3 separate regions of the Homo sapiens genome follow, and regions 2 and 3 are each linked to region 1. Evidence: chromatin contacts called from ENCODE Hi-C or POLR2A ChIA-PET data. All regions are on one chromosome and are shown on one strand. Each heading gives the region's core, a stretch centred on a gene start or an enhancer-like site at or near the end of the contact. The rest is flanking DNA. Distances are from core to core; before and after follow the strand shown.

The links. Hi-C counts contacts between places; a loop is a spot of excess contacts on that map. ChIA-PET counts read pairs that join two places held with the same protein, here RNA polymerase II (POLR2A). Pooled maps may share reads with other maps.
Region 2: a pooled map of gastrocnemius medialis shows a loop between it and region 1 (1.9-fold over the local background). The contact joins two enhancer-like sites. A Hi-C loop is called at or near these places in 1 of 168 maps with a recorded cell type or tissue (endothelial cell of umbilical vein) and 5 of 50 pooled maps. POLR2A ChIA-PET finds 5 or more read pairs at or near these places in 3 of 52 experiments (BJ, MCF 10A and WTC11).
Region 3: a map of ascending aorta shows a loop between it and region 1 (1.9-fold over the local background). The contact joins two enhancer-like sites. A Hi-C loop is called at or near these places in 1 of 168 maps with a recorded cell type or tissue (ascending aorta) and 3 of 50 pooled maps. POLR2A ChIA-PET finds 5 or more read pairs at or near these places in 5 of 52 experiments (AG04450, MCF 10A, Panc1 and 2 more).

What each region holds. Positions count from the first base shown.
Region 1 is chr5:143,309,088-143,313,794 of GRCh38, forward strand. NR3C1 (nuclear receptor subfamily 3 group C member 1) reads right to left here. Exons shown (of 9, transcript NM_000176.3): 4 at 1,010-1,126. Among named protein-coding and RNA genes, the nearest start is that of NR3C1, 92 kb to the right of the region's middle. Within about 2 kb of position 2,569, at least 5 of the 41 ENCODE cell types and tissues checked have a DNase peak (open chromatin) inside an H3K27ac peak, as active enhancers do.
Region 2 is chr5:143,133,659-143,138,365 of GRCh38, forward strand. ARHGAP26 (Rho GTPase activating protein 26) reads left to right here. Exons shown (of 23, transcript NM_001135608.3): 19 at 309-447. Among named protein-coding and RNA genes, the nearest start is that of ARHGAP26-IT1, 56 kb to the right of the region's middle. RefSeq lists a silencer at 1,317-1,426. Within about 2 kb of position 2,286, at least 4 of the 41 ENCODE cell types and tissues checked have a DNase peak (open chromatin) inside an H3K27ac peak, as active enhancers do.
Region 3 is chr5:143,151,033-143,155,739 of GRCh38, forward strand. All of the region lies in intron 20 of ARHGAP26 (Rho GTPase activating protein 26), which reads left to right. Among named protein-coding and RNA genes, the nearest start is that of ARHGAP26-IT1, 39 kb to the right of the region's middle. Within about 2 kb of position 2,404, at least 15 of the 41 ENCODE cell types and tissues checked have a DNase peak (open chromatin) inside an H3K27ac peak, as active enhancers do.

The DNA.
Region 1 (4,707 bases), core at 1,319-3,818:
TTTCCAAGACGGAGTCTTGCTCTGTCGCCAAGCTGGAGTACAGTGGTGTGATCTCGGCTCACTGCAACCTCTGCCTCCCGGGTTCAAGTGATTCTCCTGCCTCAGCCTCCTGAGTAGCTGGGACTACAGGTGACACCACCACGCTCCGCTAATTTTTGTGTTTTTAGCAGAGACAGGGTTTCACCATGTTAGCCAGGATGATCTTGATCTCTTGACCTCGTGATCCGCCTGCCTTGGTCTCCCAAAGTGCGGGGAGACCAAGAAACTTTCTCAGAAACTTCTCACTGTTGTGTGCATTCAGGTCATGGAGTTGAACGTTTCTTTTGATTGAGCAGTTTTTCAAACACTCATTTTATAGAATCTGCAAGTGGATATTTGGAGCGCTTTGAGGCCTACGGTGGAAAAGGTAATATCTTCACATAAAAACTAGACAGAAGGATTCTCACAAACTTCGGGGATTACAGGCGTGAGCCACTGCACCCGGCCCAGGTTTCTTCTTTACTTGAAAACCAAAACAAAACCCATCCAGTTCTTCCTTGAGGTTTTTTTTTTCCCACCACCCCCCGCTTGAAGATCTGTAATAAAACACAGATCTCCAAGTAAAAGGTATGCTTTTAAAAGGCAAACAGAAAAATGGACATGTAAATATGTCTGATACAGAAACATTTCCAACCCTAGGGAATAGTTTTGAGGCTGAAAAAAGGAGTAAGAATAATAAAGTTGCTGCATGTTGTGTAAGTTTCATTATTACATAATTTCCTTTCTTTGTATATAGTCTGGCTGTACTGAATTCAGTGTGTGTAAGAAGAACTGGTGGATAAACAAACAATATGACATATTCATGAAAAAAATTTCCCATTTTTATTGGGCAGTAACATTATGCTAGTCAAGCATATATATACTGAACTGACTACATTAATTACATCTGCTTACGTGTATCTTCAAAAGTAAAATGATAAATTTTTATAAGCTACAGAGACAAACAATTGCTTTCAGATATTTATATTACCTTCCAGGTTCATTCCAGCCTGAAGACATTTTCGATAGCGGCATGCTGGGCAGTTTTTTCTTCGAATTTTATCGATGATGCAATCATTCCTTCCAGCACATAGGTAATTGTGCTGTCCTATATGGAATAAAAGGCACTATTAAAGTTTCACAGGTCTTCAAACATATTTTATAAGGACAGCCTCTGTCTTTGTTTCCGGTGGAATATAACCAAGACACCCACAGGTATTGCCTTGAGGGAATGTTCTTGCCTACATTGCCATTATGAGGTCGAGAGGTCAAAAACAACAAAAAGAGTCTCCCTTTTTCTGTTCAACAAACTGAAAACAGTGCAATAAAAAACCTTATTGCAGTATTCACATATAAAAAAAGTACACAAATCAGTGAACCATTTAATAAATTTTTACAAACCAAGAACCTTTATGTAATCAGCTCTCAGATCAAGAAACAGAACAGTACCCCAACAGGCCCCCTTTCTGCCCAATTCCAGCCAGTACCCACCAAGGGTAACTACTTTTTTGATAAACTGTGTTTTACACAGTTTGATAGATTATGTTTTTTTATTTTTATTTTTTTGAGATGGAGTCTCGCTCTGTCGCCCAGGCTGGGAGTGTAGTAGTGTAGTGGCATGACCTCACTGCAACCTCTGCCTCCCAGGTTCAAGCAATTCTCCTGGCTCAGACTCCCGAGTAGCTGGGATTACAGGTGCACGCCACCACGCCTGGCTAATTTTTATATTTTTAGTAGAGACAGGGTTTCACCATGTTGGCTAGGATTGTCTCGATCTCAGGACCTCGTGATCCACCCGCCTCGGCCTCCCGATGTGCTGGGATTACAGGCATGAGCCACCACGCCCAGCCAATAGATTGTGTTTTAAACAAATAATAGTTTGGGGTAGATGGTTAACTGTATCAGGTTCAATTCTTTGTAAAGAATAGGCCACAAAATTGACCACTAGACTATAATTCACCTTTGTTCAGAGCTGCTCTCCAATGCCAAATATCTGTACCAGCTGTTTCAATTTCTTTTTGTACTCTATAAATATCCTAGCTTCTTTACTTGGACAGAAAATGGAAGCACTAACCCAATTCTATCCCCTATAAATCAAAAGTACGATCAACAGATACATCTATTGATGAAGTGGTTATAATACAAAAAAGTTATACCCTATAAGGAATCTCTAAATCACTGTCCTACAGTTACTGGAAGAAAAAAAGAAAAAAAATCACCCACTGCTAAAAATGAAAAATTCCAAAGTTTTGTTTATATCCAACTGAAATGTCAGGATGTGCACATTACGCCAATCTTGATTTCTTTATCCCAGGTATGTCTTGTGCACAGCTAAGACTCTGAGCTATAGGATCAGAGGCAATGTACCTTCATAAGTTAAAAATAGCCCTTTGTGGTTATTAGCATGAAGTTGGACAAGTCTATCTATCTGTTCCTTATCTATAAAATGAGGAGTTTTAACTAGTATTCACTATTTCATAACACATGGCCACGTACAACTAATAGTCATTTCCTGTCAATCCATTCATTCATTCCTTGACTCATTTATTTATTTATTTTTAGACAAGTTCTTGCTACGTTGCCTAGGCTGGAGTACAGTGGTGTGTCATAGCTCTTTGCAGCCTGAATCTCCTGCTTTAGCTTCCTGAGTAGCTGAGACTACAGGTGCGATGCCTGGATAACGTTTTTTTTTTTTTTTTTTTTCCTGTAGAGACGGGGTCTCGTTATGTTGCTCAGGCTGGTCTCAAACTCCAGGCCTCAAGCAATCCTCCCATCTTGGCCTCCCAAATTGCTGGGATAATAGGTGTGAGCCACAGTGCACAGCCCATTTTCCTTGAGCCACAGTGCCCAGCCCATTTTCCTGTCAACCCTTCTGATAAGACAATGAGATATCTTATTTTGGAGTTCCTGTGTCTTCTACTACTTGGTAAATTCCCTTTCTAACTAATAGAAAGATGAGTCTTCAAGTCAGCTGAAATTTTGTGACTTTGTTTTGTTTATATGGTATTCATTTTTGTGGTTAAAGTCTATTTTTGGCAAATAATTCTGGTTTTCTATTTATGGTGGGTGTGGTAGCCAGCCTCCCAAGATGGCCCCCAGTGATCTCTGCCTCCTTGAATGCATGGTCTTGTGCAGTCCCTTTCCGTCCTTTACCAAGATTGGTCTGTGTGGCCAATAAAATATGGCAGAAGTGATGGCATGTTACATGTGAAATCAGATAATAAAAGACAATAGTTCTGCTGCATTGATCACATACTCTCTTGGATCATTTGTTATGGGGGATGTAAATTATAATGCTACTCACGTTACTCCACAGAGACCACAAGGATGCCAGCTTTGGCTAGTGTAGTAGTCCCACCTATTGATTAGAGTCAAAAGTAAAGCCCACCCCTGCCTAGTGTAAAGCTCTGAATAAAGTGCAACAACTTGCTGATACCCATATTATACTATGCCAATTTTGAGGGATAATCTATAATTCTAGCAGGTATTAAGAATGGAGTGCTAAGTGTAAGATATTTTCAATTCACAATGGGTTTATCTGGAGGCAACCCCATTGTAAGTCGAGGAGCCATACTGAATGCGTATCACTTTCCCACCATCATAAAAGTTGAAAAATCGTTAAGTCAGGGACTGTCCGTATTATTATTATCACTGCATTTATATCGTGGAAATACTTAAGCAGTTAAGAAAGTGAGGAGTAAAGTGAGGACACGAAGACGCTTCTGTCTTCTGCGTATGTGTTAAGTAACATCCACTTTATTAGGAGCAATGCACAAAGCAGGGCTGGGCTTTACTTTTGACTCTAATCAATAGGTGGGACTACTACACTGGCCAAAGCTGCCATCCTTGTAATCTTTGTGGTGTAATATGAGTAATTTTATAATTTGCTAATGTATTAAAAAGTAAAACAAAAGAAAATGACTCATCTAACTCTCATGGATATGCAAACACAACATGAGACAAATAATAATAATCCTCATACAGTGAATGAATAATTGTTTCTTTAAAAAATTAATATAATCAGAGCTTTAGGCCAAGCTACTTTCAAACTGCTTTAGAAATAACTAAATTATATGACAATTTTTTTCCTAGAGGAGTCACTGGTAGTATTAGGACATTTTAGACTCTCTTCTAATAAATTTGCTATGGAATGAATTTCTCATTCTTTAGGGAGATAATGCTGTTGCCCTGTCAGCAGTCTGAATCCATAACAAAGTAAGATTTGTGTTAATACAACATTTATATAGTGAAATCAGTTTCTCTAAAATACCTTTCCTGACCTCCTCAGGCCGAGTTTCTCTCTCCCTCATCTATATTATAATCTCTGTACCTTGTCATTGTTAACTCATCTTTCACTTCAGTGGAGTGTGACTTCCCAGAGGGTAAGGATCAGGTCTTATTGGTATTTATACCACTTAGCACAGTGCCCTGGCTTAATAGAAAAAAAAAATGAATAAGAAATGAAATGAATATCTTTTTTTTTTCCTGTCACAGTTCTCACTGTGACTCATTTTTGCCAGGCCAGTAAAGTTGGTGACTTTGAAACCTATTAGCTTATGGAAGTTAAAGCCCATGTTTCTAATACAATGAACATTATGTTATGCCCAAACTTAACACCATCATTTCATATGATAGCACTTTCTTATAGTGTTACCTTATGCTCCCTGACCAAACTCCCAGACATCAACT
Region 2 (4,707 bases), core at 1,036-3,535, 180 kb before region 1:
ATTGAGCACAGCTGCTTTCTTTTTCCCTGGAGAGAACAATAAAAAGACGCTTAGTGGAAATTGTGGCAGAAGAGGTTAGAAATGGAAGTGGGTGGTTATCAAACTCTGGGATAAGCTTCCAAACAAGAATGTTTAATGCCATTTCCTAGAAAAGTTTAAAATGAAGTCTTGAACAACTGCCAGTGGTCTTCTCGGATCTTTTCTTGCTAATTCCAAGACACTGCCAAGCTTTCCGTTGTACTGCTTCAGGCCTGTTTTCTTCCCAGTCCACAGATGTGAGTAACCTTGTTGTGAAACTTCGTTTGCAGATATTTAACACCGTGCCCGATATGCCTCTCACCAATGCCCAGCTGCACCTGTCTCGGAAGAAGAGCAGTGACTCCAAGCCCCCGTCCTGCAGCGAGAGGCCCCTGACGCTCTTCCACACCGTTCAGTCAACAGAGAAACGTGAGTCTTTGCTGCATAGGGCCAGCGTGGCATTCAGGGACATCCCATGCTACCTGCACGGCTCAGGGTGGACACTTCCAGCTTTTCTCTGTGTGCTACTGGCTTTTTGTGTCCTTGAAGACTGTATCATTGTGCCCTCCCAAGTGCCTTTGCTGAGTAACCCTGATAGGACAGGAAGCAATATTATTGAGAATGAAAGAGAAGGGCTGCCATTGAGGATTCTCTTTCCAGATCACCTGTGGACAAACAGCTGAGTCTCTTTTCCTCCTGCTCCTACACAATAAGAGCTGAGCTCAGGCACTGCTTCTTAAGCTCCCCTTTTGTTAGCAATTCCCATAGATCCAGTGTCCTTTCCTTTTCTCGGTTGTAATGAAATACCCATTAGTGTGAGTCACATGCCCTACTAGAATGTGACTCTGTGAGGGTGGGACCTTGTACGGCTTGATCTTTTACTCCACCTTTCATGGTGCCTGGCATGGAGTCGACACCTAAAAATATTTGAAATTCATTAGTGAATTAATTAGGGAACAATACCTTACTTGTTCCAAATACCAGTGTGTTATCACCACAATTATATCACATCCGTTTTTCATCTCAGGATTTCTGAGTTCTTTGCAATGATCAGGTACTGACCCCTAAAATATACAGTATTGTTTCAGCCTTTGCTCTAAGAGAGCCTCCATTTGCTCATCTGTAAAATAGGGATAATAGGACCCACTCATAGGAAGTTATGCGAATTAAATGAAATTATGCATTTCAGCATCTGGCATAAGGCCTGGGACATGGCAAGGGCCAATTACTGAGAGCAGCTACTACCATTATTGGTTACCGTTTAATCACACACAGATAACCAAGGATGGTTCATTCATGCAGCTGACGTTTACACGACACCTACCAGGGACTGGGAATATAAGCATGGGACCTTGGCTTTAAGGAGTTCAAAACTGAGTAAGGAAGGTAGACAAGTGACTACAAATGTGAGTCAGCATCACAGCTGCTTCATTAGAGATATACACATTGAGAGAGGTAGCAGAACACAGTGGTTAAACACACTCTGGCCCCAGGTCGTCTGGGTGTGATTCTGCCTCTGCTGCTCATCAGCAGTGAGTGGCTTGGGAAGTTACCTAATATCTCAGGGCCCCATTCTCCTTTTCTGCAAAATAGGGTTGATGCTTTCTATTTCATGGGGTTGTTCTGAGGATTAAGGCCCTTCAAATGTTGCCAGGAGCAGAGTCAGTGCTCAGTAAATGCTGGGTGGTAATGGCACAGGTATTGCCATCATCATCATTATTATAACTCGTTTCTGTGAGGTACAGTAAAGGGACAGAGGCAGGACAGTGAGCTACTTTGCCTTGAAGAGGAGAGGCTTCATATCTGGATTGGTATCTTTCTTTTTGTCACCAAAAAGGTGCTTATTTAATCCCCTTGTATTTCTAAAGTAGTGGCCTTCCTTACCATAACTTCTAAAAGCAAACCTTCCCCATCCCAAAACCCTTACTGCACTTCAAGATGTCATTGAATCTCATCATGTGGCTGTACCTTGGTATATTTAGCATCATTCGGGTTGTTTCAAATATTTTGCTTTTATAAGTAAAGCTACTATTAACATCCTTGTAACTAAATCTGCTCTTTTTTCATGAACATTTCTTTAGATAAATTCTTAGAATAATTTCTAGGTCAACAGATATACAACGTTTCAGGACTTTGACCCTGTCCTGGGATTGGCTTTCCTTCTAACAGTAGCCTGTGTTCCTTTTAAATATCTGGCTGGGGTCATTCTCACTGTGGTCTGCACGTGGCCTGGGCCCCTGCGAGTGTACCAGGGAACACTTGGAACAGAACTGGCCTCACTCACACCTGCTGAATGAATGAGGCATCAGGCTATGGGGTAATGTGCTTCTCAGGTTTCCAGGACAGCCACGGTCACCTAATGTTTTGTACTTATCAGTGTACGGTGTAGATTAGGAGAGGCTAGACAGTATTGGTAAATTCCCTAAGCTTAAAATAGTGCTGGGTATGTGGTTAGAATGAAGCAGAAGCAGCTTTGGAATAGGCTTTAAAGCATTCTCTGGGAGCTCATAAGAATGAAGATGGAGATCAGGAGAAAATCAGCTAGATCTTTGTCCAAGATTAATTTTATCACACAAGGCAGAGGATGAAAGTTAAGGATGTGTGAAAGCAGGTCTGTCTCAGCTGCAGAGCAAGCTGCTCTGTCCATGTCTGCAGATGGTAGACAGGGGATGCAAAAGGAGAAGACAGTGAACAATAGGGCCTTTCTCTAAATGTTAGGAAATGCTCCCTGGAAACATGACCGGAGCATACAGATATGCTCAGATATTTGTAGGGAGCCTAACTTTCCCTCCTTTCTCAGAGAATAAACATTTTAACTGCAAGTCTGTGTGTTCTTTAACTGCAATTTATATGGGTGTCTGTGTGTATATATTGGTTTGTTTTAGAGACCCCTTTTTTTCTGCGAAGCTAGCATACTATCCAAACCGGCATGGAAGGCACCCTGTGGGGGGGCAGTGGGAGAGTTGACTGGGGAAGACTGAGCTAGGAGCTGGAAGGTTCTGCTGGGACCTGCTCCCTCCCAGGTTGTAATCCAGCCACCCGTCACTGTCGGGTGAGCAGATGATAATGCACTGTGAAGTTTTCACACACTTCACCTTTCTCTTTGTCTGGTCTATGGACAAAGACAGAAAACTTTATCCTAGCACTTTGCTGAATTTACTGTTTGGCATTAAAGTACAGGTAACGATTATGCAAATGTAATAATTTGTGAAAAAAGGTATATATTTCCATATAACAGTGATTTCAGTTTGAGGCCTCCTGACACACCTAGCTCAGTGCTTCCCAAATGCCAGTCATGTACATAACCCCTCATTCACCATTTGTGCCACAGCCACATAGCTCATGCACTGTGACTTATTTAATATACTTCTTTAAGTTAACCTTAAAGCAACTCACTTCTTTCCCTGGCTTCATCCTGATACATAAGACCTCTAAGAACACGACTTCAATGGTCTCACTGTATTATTCTCTAATATATGTTAAAATAAACATGTAACCATTAAGATGGAAAGTGGTCATCCATATCCCACCTTAGAATTATTTTGTGTCCCACTTGTGGAATGCATATCACTGTTTGGAATCCACAAACTGGCTTTTAATTTTGACTGACTTCCATCCTTCCTCTTAATTTAAGTATAGAAACTCAAGTTCCTTTCCTCCACTCAACTAGAATTGGGTTCAGATATTGTCAGTGGGCTGTGGACACTTGCCGTTCATGTCAGTTTCCTGCTGTGCCCTTTCAGTTCATAGTGACACCTGTCCTGGTTTGATGCGACCTTACCTTTCTTCAGGTTCTTGCCACAGAGCAGATACCTGGTTGGAGGGATATGCTGTGAGGGCACACATGCACCCATAGGCACATGCACATGCGCACTCCCGCATACCTCTCCTCTACCTTCACACTTGCCCTGCGATCATTTTCAGAACCTCATTTCTTTTGATAAGTCTGTCCACCTGATCCCTTTTGAGTCCAGTCATTCTCCTTTTTCTCTTCATTGATGCACTTGCAAGTTAATGTTTATTTGGCATTCCATTTGTCAGTCCTCTCTCCAGTCCGCAGTTGAAATGCTTAGTGGGGTTGAGGCTTCCAGAGTAGCTCACTTAGGTATTTCCCTCAAAGAGACTCCAGGTGCTGTTGGCAGCATACATTTTTCTCCCAGCCTCTCTGCAGTGTCCTTACTCTGTGCAAAAGTTGGAGCCCACTGTTTGCTCTTAGAGGTGAATCTTGGCCTTGGATTGTCATTTGCCTCTTCCTTCCCAGAGAAGAAGCTCCTCAGGCTCAGGCCTCTGCCTTTGCACCTGCACTTCAGGCTCATGGTCTGGGATATTAGAATATGCTCATAGATGTGTGTCTTATTTGCCAGAAGGGGTTTTTCCTACAGTGTGAGTAGACCAGTTGTGTGCCCAGGTCCCTGCCTGCGACTCTCTCTCTTTAATCTATGGGTATTAGTATAGTCTTCTCTAGGTGGTTTTGTGTTTTGTTTTGTTTTGTTTTCCTTTTCCTAAACGTAAAGCTGTGGTCTATTCTCAGAATGAGGAGCTTGATGGTTTCTCATGCTCTGTGCTGGGCAGGGACTTAGGTCAGTTATAAGACAGCAAGTCGCTCCTCATATCATAGGCAATGTGTGATGGAAATGGGGCTAGGAGTGAAATGGGAGCAGCCTCTGAGATGAAAACTTTGTGGACAAG
Region 3 (4,707 bases), core at 1,154-3,653, 160 kb before region 1:
AGTATCCAAAATATACAGAGAACTCTTAAAATTCAATAATAAGTAAACAAAGAACCCAATTAAAATATGAGCAAAAAATATGAACAGATACCTCATCAAAAAGGACATACAGGTGTCAAGTAAGCATATAAAAATATGATTCACGTCTTATGTCTTCAGGGAAATACAAATAAAAACAACAGTGAGATACCACTACACACCTCTGAGAATGGCCAAAATTCCAGAACACTGACAACATCAAATGCTGGCTAGGATGTGGAGCAGTGGGAACTCTCACTCATTACTGGTGGGAATACAAAGTGATACAGCCATTTTTAGAAGACAGTTTGGTGGTTTTTCACAAAACCAAACATATTCTAAGCATACAATCCAGCAATCATGTTCTTTGGTATTTACCCAAATGAGTTGAAATTTATGTCTACACAAAAACCTGCACATGGATTTTGTTAGAAGCTTTATTTATAATTGCCAAAACTTGGGAAGCAACCAAGATGTCTATCAGTATGTGAAAATGGATAAACAAACTATGGTGCACGCAGACAATGCTATATTATTCAATGATTTTAAAAAGTGAACTCTCCAGCCATGAAAAGACATGGAGGAACTTTTAATGCATATTGCTGAGTAAAAGAAGTCAGTCTGGCGGGGTGCAGTGGCTCACACCTGTAATCCCAGCACTTTGGGAGGCCAAGGCAGGCAGATCGCTTGAGGTCAGGAGTTTGAGACCAGCCTGGACAACATGGTGAAACCCCATCTCTACTAAAAATGCAAAAAAATTAGCTGGGCATGATGGTGTGAGCCTGTAGTCCCAGGCTCAGGAGGCTGAGGCAGGAGAATGGGTTGAACCTGGGAGGCAGAGGTTGCAGTGAGCTGAGATCGTGCCACCGCACTCCAGCCTGGGCTACCGAGCAAGACTCCATCTCAAAAAAAAGAAATCAATCTGAGAAGACTACAGTATGATATGATACCAACTATATGGCTTTCTGGAACATGCAAAATTATGGAATCAATAAGAAGATCAGTGATTGCCAGGGATTCTGGGGAGAGGAAGAGGGATGAATATTTGGAGCACAGGGTATTTTTTTCGCGGTGAGACTATTCTGTATGATGCTGGAATGGGATATACACAAGACATTATGCATTTGTCAAAACCCATAGAACACAAAGACTGAATGCTAATGTAAACTATGACCTTTAATAATAATGAACCAATATAAATATTGGTTCATGAGTTGTAACCAGTGTATCGCGTTAATGCAAGATGTTAATAATTAAGGAAACTCAGAATGTAGAAATAGAGAGGGTATGTGTAAAACTTTCATGCAATTTTTCTGTAAACCCAAAACTGCTCTAAAAAATAGAGTCTATTAACACATCTTTTTAAATCCAGATTTCCAGCTTCTTTTGAAGTGTCAGAAGAGTTGGTTACACTAAACCTATGTGAAACTTGGGAGCAGATGATACTCTCTGGTCTCTATAATCTCACAGCTGGCCTGCTTCACTTTTATACCTAATGCCTGTAGGCCCATAGTAGATTAAAAATGGCCATAGAATCTTTGCAACCCCTCCCATTAAGAGCTGGAGCCCTTGAATCTAGGCTGACCTTTACCCTTTGACTTATTTTGGCCAATAGAATGTGGAGGAAGTGACATCATGTGCCTTCCCAGGCCCAGGCCACAATGCCTCACAGCTTTCTCTCTCATTCTCTTGGAACCCAGTCACCATGTAAAGAAGCCTGTTGTAGCCTCCTTAAAGATGACGGATTACTGGAGAGAGAAGCCCAGCTATCTCTCTCAGCGCAGCTCAGCATTGGGACCACCAGTCAGTTGAATGCAGCCACCTGGGTTAGTCAGGCAAGACCAGCCAAAGCTTCCCAGACAACCTATAGATTCATGATAAATATCACATTGTGATTATTGGAACCCAGTGAGTTTAGGGTGGTTTAATATGCAGTGATAGTAAACTGACACAAGTCCTGTGAGTTTGTGACCGCGGAGTCATGGGCAGCTGTCTTGGGATGGGGCTGAGCTGTCTGCATGAATAGAAAGGTATGGAAGAGTCTCACTATAGTATAGTGCAGCATGGAGACTAGCCTCTCGGTTTTCAGAATCTTCTTGGAAAGAAAACAACTTGTAACTGAGATTCTAAGAAATTTGGGAAACAAAATTTATGGCTAATGGCTGAGGCAAACAAGAAAGGTGGCTCAAATATTGGAATGGAAAGCAGGAAACCCTAGGTTTTAGTTCTGGCATCGACATTGCCTGGCTGATGATACTGGTCTCTGGACCTGAGCATGCCCACTACCACCATCTTCCACTGTCTCTGGTGGAAGAAATGGGGCTGATCCACCTCCAAGGATGAGGGTCGTTCAATGGGTGCTTACTGAGGGCTGCAGAAATAAATCATTCTCTCCTTCCACAGTGACCAGTGGGGCATCATGCCAACTCCTTTCTGGGAGAGAGTGATTTTAAAGGAGGAAGTAAACAAATGCTGAGAAAGAAGTCAGGGAATGCCCCACCAGGGACATAACATGCTGCAGTAATTTCCCCAAATTAGAAACTACTAGGTAAATGCCTTCTTTAGACCACAAAGATTGAAAGATTGAAAGAAAGCTAGGAGGGCTGGGATGATTACTGCAATGATGGAACCCAACCTTGGAGTTCTCTCTGCCTAAGTGGTCCCCACCCCTAAAAAATAACTAACTGCTCAGTAGCCTCATAAATAAAACTAATTTTTCTCGTCCTTCTGTCTTAACACACACGCTCATGCATTTCCAAGTTATTTCTGGTGACCTAAAAGACGCACGCATGCCAAACGCCTGCAGATTCTGCCAGAGTCAACCTTCTTCTCCTGTCTTAGTGGCCAGAGAACAGTCCCTGGAATTCAAAGGATAAACAAGGCCTGCGTCCAGACAGAGTTGTTTCTCTGAAACATTGCTGGCTTCTTCTGAGTTTGATTCAGCTGTTCTCTGATGAAATTCAGGGAAAACTTGCCTTCAGAGATATCTCTCAAATTTTACTAATCTTCCACTTTAGTTGGTCAACATTCATTCCACAAATGTCAATTGAACTCCTACTGTGGGCCTGGTGGTGGTCTGAGTGCTGAAGATACAGTGATTTAAAAATATTAAAAAAAAAAAAAGAGTTTCTGCTTTCATGGATTTTATATTCTAGTGGAGACAGGAGATAAATCAGTGTTTAACACAGTATGTCACACAGTATATTGAGAAGTCCCAGGGAGAAAACTAATGGAGAACCAAGGAGATAGGGATTTGGAGGAGAAGGAGGCAAGTGACTTTAGCTCTCTGTACCTCAGTTTTCTCATCTGTAAAATAGTGTGATCATAACCTCCTCAAATAGGTGGCATGAAAATTAAGATCATCTTTTACTTACGTATTTTAGTACTGTGTATGGCAATTAATAGTATTATTTTGGAGGGCTCCCCCCACAAACTGTCCTTACTTTTTCTCCAGTCCCTCAGCCATGGTATGTATTTTTCCTGTGCAGAGAAATGTCCCAGGCTGTCCCACTCACCTTCCCCCACCAGCCTCCTACCTTGAATCTGAGACTGGAGCTATAACTCAGTCCAGGCTTTAAGTGATCAGTGAAGAGGAGGAAGGAACTTCTGCTGTAGAGGCAGGTGCTACCCCTCCTTAAAGCAAGACCAGCTAGGGTAGACACGCCACACCCTGTTCCTGAAAGATTTGGAAACCTCTGAATCCCACAGGGTACCTGATAATTGTGTGCATAGCTGTTATTTATTGAGACCAAATGAATGGCAAAATGAATAATATGCATTAGACAAGTGATAATTCATAGCATTTTTTTTTTTAAAAAGCAATTTTACCATCCCCATGCTATTTTATGCCAAAGGGTTACACCCAAACAGGCTGCTATGCTTTTACTAGAATTGTCTCTATTTGTCATCCTTTGGAATGTGGGGCTTTGAAAGAGGAAGTTTTCCTCTGTGGCTGGATCAACTTTTTGTGGAGAAGGATCTTTCCTTTTAGATGGAGAATTCTGTTTCTCACCCACCTCCAAGCAGAAAAGATCTCTTCAGACCGATTTGCCTGAAAAGTTGGTGACATTCCCCACCTTTGGAAATAACCTGAACGCCTCATTGTTTTCAAAAGGATTCATTTGCCCCTCCTTGCTCCCCACAGTGCCCTTGGGGATTCCAGCTTACTTACTCGTTCATTGTTGTTTCTTGGACATGCCAGATACCCTCCCTCTGTCACCTCAGGCTCCTGGGCTGTGGAGGCCACAGCTCTGCCCTGTAACTAGGCCACGTTTCCTTGACATTTTCAGTTTGTTACTGGTGTGACCCATTTTCTGAGTGGCTTCATGTCCACTTTTCTCTTTCCCTAAGCAAGATCTCACTCATCAATCGGGAGCCCAGCTGGGCTTCCCTTGGTTGAGGGTGGAAATTCCTGCCTTCATCCAATTTTTATGAGATAAATGTGTTGGTTATTAGTGGTGGTTCTTCTTTTTTAAAATATAAAAATTGCTTGAGACAGACCTCACACTTGGTGACCCAGCAGGGTTTCTTTCCCAAGCACCAGGGACCCATCGGTGGCACTTGGATCTCTACAGCCTGTCAGCAGAGGGGGTATGGGAGGAGGTAAGGGCAGAGCGCCGTTTGAATGCCTAGCCACATCCCTGTTTTCCAGCAGAGTGGAAATCACAAATGGAAAAATGTTTTCCTTTA